2 separate regions of the Homo sapiens genome follow, and region 1 is linked to region 2. A link is a loop called in an ENCODE intact Hi-C map of the cell type or tissue named here. Cell type or tissue: IMR-90. All regions are shown on one strand. Each heading gives the region's core, and the rest is flanking DNA. Links, peaks and the distances in the headings are about the cores only. Region 1 overlaps SPECC1 (sperm antigen with calponin homology and coiled-coil domains 1). Region 2 overlaps SPECC1 (sperm antigen with calponin homology and coiled-coil domains 1).

Region 1 (2,809 bases), core at 2-2,501, 79 kb before region 2:
AGCATGCAGTAAGATGTAGGATACATGAATAATAACAGTTTGATTTTAAACATATATGTTGTGCCTTGCACTCTACAGAAAATGCACACTTTCCTTTAAATTACATTTAGTTTATTCCAGAAGATTCCAGATTTTATTGCCTCTATTTACCAAAGCTATAACTTTAAATGCTTTCATTATCAACCAAGGATAAAAAAAAGTTAAATGAACAAAGAATTTTAGTCAAGAAACCAAAATGTACAAAAAATAAGACAAAAAAATTAATAAAGATAAAAGTAGAAACAAGTTAATCAGAAACAGATTAATAGTGGAATAGATAAACTAATCCAACTGATTCTTTGTAATGGAATGTGGACAGACATACTCTACTCTTCTGGATAGGAAGACAAAATATCATAATCATATCAATGCAAGTTTTTATGCATGCTCAAACATGTATAAACTGAGAAAAGGCCTGAAAGGACATACAGCAAAAGGTTAGCAGTTTTTCTCCAAGTGGTGAAATTAAAGGTAATACTTTTCTTTTTTATACTTTTCTGTACTTTTTAAATCGTCTGTAATAAAAATATTTTATGATCAGAAAAAAATAAGCTATTTTTAAGATGTCAAATTATTTCTCACTGATATGCACATTTAATGTAATGCCAAACTACCAAAAACACAGAGGGACTGATAAAGAACTTCAAGAAGGTGCACATGGGAGATAAAACATTTTGCCAGAGAGTAGTGAGTAATCTTAAAGTAAAAAAAGAATAATCTTACTCCACAAGATATTAAAACCCAATGCCAAGCCTGACTAGTAACCTCTAATGGAATTACTTCCGTACTTTCAATAAAATACCTACAAATTTAGAATACAGACAAAGAGAGAAACTCCTTAACATGACCCACCACTAAGCTCATCAGATGGCCAAATTGCAGAATCAGGCTGCAACAGACTCATCTTAAGACAGACGAAGCAGTGGAGAAAAATCTCCCTGAGAGCTCATGGCATAATTTGCTCCTTGAAACAATGACAACCCCTAAACTAAGGTAGGAAGATGTTTTGAATCTCTCTTGCCAGTAGATCCCTAAATCAGACCCAGAACTTGGAGGGAACAAGAAATAGGAGGCCATCTCTCTGCACCTCTCCAGCACTGCTCTGGGAGGTGGGCAGAATATCATAAAATCACCACAATTCTTGCATCAAAAACAAAATTACAGGCTGATTAAAGTGTTGAGAAAAGTTATTTGCTCTTGGGCTATGGAAGATCTTCCCAAGCAAAAAAGGTTAAAAAAATGAAATGATTAACAGATTTAAATGATATAACAATGTAATACCAAGTGCTGGCAAAGGCTCAGGAAAGCTCATGATCTCATGACCGCTAGGATGAATAAACTGGCATAATATTTCTGAAGGGCAATCTGGCTGAATGTGTTGAAAGTCTTTAAAATGTTTATACTCTTTGACTCGGTAAGTCATCGTCTAGGAATTTTTCCTAAATAAACAGTAAGATAGATATAAAAAAGTATTTATAATATTGAAAGACTGGAAAGACCACAAATGTTTGACAATACATGTATGTTCAACAACAGGGTAAATATGAAATATTTATATTAAAATAGTATCTGGCCTTTAAAATAATGTTTAAATGAATATTTAATGATAGGAATATGCTGAGAAAAGTTTTAATATTTCTAAAATGTCAAATGCAAAAAAAGTTAATAACATGTACAGGATGATTATAAATTTGTGTAACTTGTATGATACACATACACACACATATATCTGGAAGAAAACACCAAAATAGTGGTAATATTTTAGTTGAAAATTGGGAGTGATTTCATTTTCTGTTACTGGCAGCTAAAAGCATGCTGACAGACTGGCAAACTCCCACTCAATCTTCAGAACTCAGCTCAGTTGCTATTTCTTCCAGGAAGTCCTTCTGTGCTACGCCCAACCCCCACGTTACACCAGATGCCCCTCCTTTGCACTAGACTAGAGCCTGGGCATAGGCTGTATGATATTCTTTTATCACTGCATCATACTCTGATTTGACTCTACATCCCCACATTTTGAACCGCCCATAATCAGAAATTTGGGTGTTTCCTTTTTGTATCCCCCAATCCCAACCTGTGTGCAATCTAACAGGCCTTCAAGCTGGAATGCTGGCTTCGTGAATGAAACAGACTAAGCAAATGCTTCTCTGTGCTCTGTGAATTTAGAGGTTAAGGGCAGAAATGTGAACAAGGATGAGCAAATACCAGTAAAGAGCTGTCTCTTCTCACCTTGGCCAGCAGACTGGAAACATGTTTAATTTCACCGTTTGCCTTTAGTAATTCTTGTCTGAGCTCATTGCAAGACAGTTCCAGTAGATCTTTCTCTGCTCGGGCTACTTTCAACATTTCTTGAACTTCGCAGCTCTCTGCCGTCTGCTCCACAGCACTGGCCTCTGTGGCTTTCTGCTTCTCACCCTGCAAATGAGACTTCAAAGATCCATTCTCCATTTTTAGCCCTTCCAAGGTAACTCTACACTCTTCCAAAGTTTTGGCCATCATGTTATTATTATGCCGTTCCAGTTCTAGAAACTCATTCAGTTTTTCATTTTCTTCCTTCAGACGTTTAATCATTTCTAAAGCTCCTTGGTTTTCTTCCTCAACCTTCCGCAAGCTACAGGTCAACTGCTGCTGAATGTTGAGTAGCTTCTCTCTTTCAAAGCGGCCCTGTTCAAGAATACCTGTGCACTTCTGCTCCAGTTCAATAATTTTTCCTTCCTGAGTGGTGGGCTCTTCATTCTTTACTCGCTCTTGTAAAAGATTCATCAGCTTC
Region 2 (2,809 bases), core at 119-2,618:
GGCTCTAGGCAAAGAATTTTGACATCAAAAGCACAATCTATAGAAGGGAAAATTAGCAAGTTGGACTTCATCAAAATTTAAAATTTTTGGTCTGTGAAAGACCCTGTTATAAGGTTGAAAAGATAAAAGAGAGACTGGAAGAACATATTTGCAGACCACATATCCAATAAAGAACTAGTTTCTAGTACATATAAAGAACTCACAAAATTCAACAGCTAAAAAAAAAAGAAATCTGGCTGGGCGCGGTGGCTCACACCTGTAATCCCAGCACTTTGGGAGGCCGAGGTGCGTAGATCACGAGGTCAGGAGATTGAGACCATCCTGGCTAACACGGGGTAAAACCCCGTCTCTACTAAAAATACAAAAAAATTAGCTGGGCGTGGTGGCAGGCGCCTGTAGTCCCCAGCTACTCGGGAGGCTGAGGCAGGAGAATGGCTTGAACCCGGGAGGCGGAGCTTGCAGTGAGCCGAGATGGTGCCACTGCACTCCAGCCTGGTGATAGAGTGAGACTCCGTCTCAAAAAAAAAAAACAAAAAAAAACAAAACAGGCCAGGCACAGTGGCTCACACCCATAATCTCAGCACTTTGGGAGGCCAGGATGGAAGGATGGCTTCAGCCCAGGAACATAGTGAGCACCTGTCTCTACAAAAAAATTTAAAAAATTAACCAGGCATGGTGGCGCATGGCTGTAGTCCCAGCAACTTTGGAGGCTGAGGCAGGAGGATCGTTTGAGGCCAGGAGTTTGAGGCTGCACTGAGCCATGATCATGCCATTGCACTCCAGCCTGTGTTACAGAGTGTGACGCTGTCTCTAAAAATAAAAAATTAAATTAAAAAATTTAAAAATATGAAATATATTTCACCCTTTATATTGACTTTAATTTCTATTTTGAAGAAAAATTATTTTAAAATTATATTTGAATATCATTAATTTTTTTAACCTTTGAGAAGAATTACAAATTTCAAAGTGATAAAAATGAGAAAATACTAAAGTAGAACTTGGGGGAAGCTGGGAAGAAAAAATAAAATTCACCACACAAAATTCACCCATTACTGATTAAAAAAAAGATGAAAATGAGTAAGAAAATTATTGTCATTAGATCGACAAGCTACCAGGTCATCTGAAATCCCTGACACTTGATCTCCTTTACTAGAATATTTAATTATATCAGAATATTGTGAATAAACAGATGGCCCCCGCTGCACTCTTGCCCCAAGCCTTGCAAATATGAGGGGCACGCCTGCTTCCTGCTTCCTGCTCCCTCCTTGTGATCTGACAGCACTCCTGAATAGGAGAACACAGTTATAAATACCTACATCCAGAATCTAACTCTGTTTTACAGAGAAACACAAAGCAGTTTCACACAGCATTGCTATTATACACTGAATTTTCTAGGAATGCAACTATCATGTAACTTAAGGAAAGACAGTACTTTGCTTTATTCAAAATGTTTACCCTGAGCTGTCAACATTTCAAAGTCACTGATGTCAACACGCCTGGTATTTGAATTCTCAACACTGCACCCATGAGTCAGTCTCATTTGTAGCATTCAAGCTTAAGGCAGCAATCTCCACTAATGTACAAGCATCTGTCTTCTAGTGGAGTCAGGCTCCAGCACTTACACACTGATATGTCACTTCATTAGAAATTATTTGCCTTTTATTTCTTCTCTACATTATAGGTACAGCATTATATTGATTTTTTTCAGTAATGTATATGGACTGGTGAATTTCATTTTAGGATATTAAAGGGCACATTACAGAATCGTCATCATTTAAAAGGGTAACTGGACTACTAAGTTGAGGCCTCTGCCATGAGCAGCTTCAGAAGGCCTGCTAGTGTTCCCTTCTCCTTGCCTGCATGCACAGAAGGCCACACAAGGGAAACAGCCATGGCCAGCTGATAAGAACAGGGGCCATCATGCAAGCAGAAGGGGAGGACAAGGCCACCTTCCAACAGGCACTAAAGTAACAATGAGAACAACAAAAACAAAATACATAGAAAAGAAAAAAATGGCAAAATTGCACTTCAGGCTTTAATGCCCTCCTTACTTTCACCCCAGATAATGCAAAAATTTTTCCTCTTCCTTCGACAGAGCGTAAATGATATGACCTGGCTGGGCGCTGTGGCTTACGCCTATAATCCCATCACTTTGAGAGCCTGAGGCAAGAGGACTGCTGGAGCCCAGGAGCTCCAGGCTACAGTGAGCTATGGTCACGCCACTACACTTCAGCCTGGGCAAAAGAGTGAGAGTCTGTCTCAAAAAAAAAAAAAAAAAAAAAAAGATGACCTGATAACCACACATTCTCCAGTAGTATCCCTCTCAATTTCTGATTTTTGGACCAATACTAGCTTCCCTCTGTAAAGATAGGTGATCACAGAAAACTCTCTAGATCTATCTGGAAAGCTCTGGCAGATCATAAAAGGGGGAGCAGCTGAGGATTCCAAGTAAATATGCACCTATGAAACAAAGTTACTGGTAGAAATGGGAGATTTCAAAAAAATCTGCAATTTGCATTCTCATTTGAAATTCAAGATTTGATAGCTATGAAAGTTGAGCAAGAAGTCATGAAGAAATAATTTGAAAGCACAGAAATCAGACTAAAGATTAAAAACATAATAGTTGAAGAAAAGAAACATACAAAGCAAAGCACATTAGATGATAAACTTTGAAAAATCAGAGCATGAATGAAAGTGATCACAAGAATCAGAGATAACATATGTGACATGGAAGAAATACCCAGGAGACCAAATACACACATACTTTAATTTCCTGGAGGAGACTCCAGGGTAAAAAGAGAAGCAATAA

Evidence for each region. A loop is a pair of places that touch in the nucleus more often than their neighbours do. Peaks named below come from ENCODE experiments on the same cell type or tissue, not always from the same donor. Only the 100,000 strongest peaks of a DNase experiment are listed, where the experiment ranks them.
Region 1: a loop joins it to region 2, with 3 times the contacts of the local background. A loop is called at or near these places in 3 of 110 quality-filtered maps.

Annotation. Positions count from the first base shown.
Region 1 is chr17:20,205,372-20,208,180 of GRCh38, reverse strand. It overlaps SPECC1 (sperm antigen with calponin homology and coiled-coil domains 1), which reads right to left. Exons shown (of 15, transcript NM_001243439.2): 4 at 2,269-2,809. Among named protein-coding and RNA genes, the nearest start is that of SPECC1, 200 kb to the right of the region's middle. In IMR-90, for the core only: no CTCF peak of the experiment used is centred there; a DNase peak (open chromatin) is centred at 1,400; H3K27ac peaks cover 309 bases.
Region 2 is chr17:20,126,913-20,129,721 of GRCh38, reverse strand. The region is part of intron 3 of SPECC1 (sperm antigen with calponin homology and coiled-coil domains 1); the gene reads right to left. Among named protein-coding and RNA genes, the nearest start is that of SPECC1, 120 kb to the right of the region's middle. In IMR-90, for the core only: no CTCF peak of the experiment used is centred there; a DNase peak (open chromatin) is centred at 1,501; H3K27ac peaks cover 1,420 bases.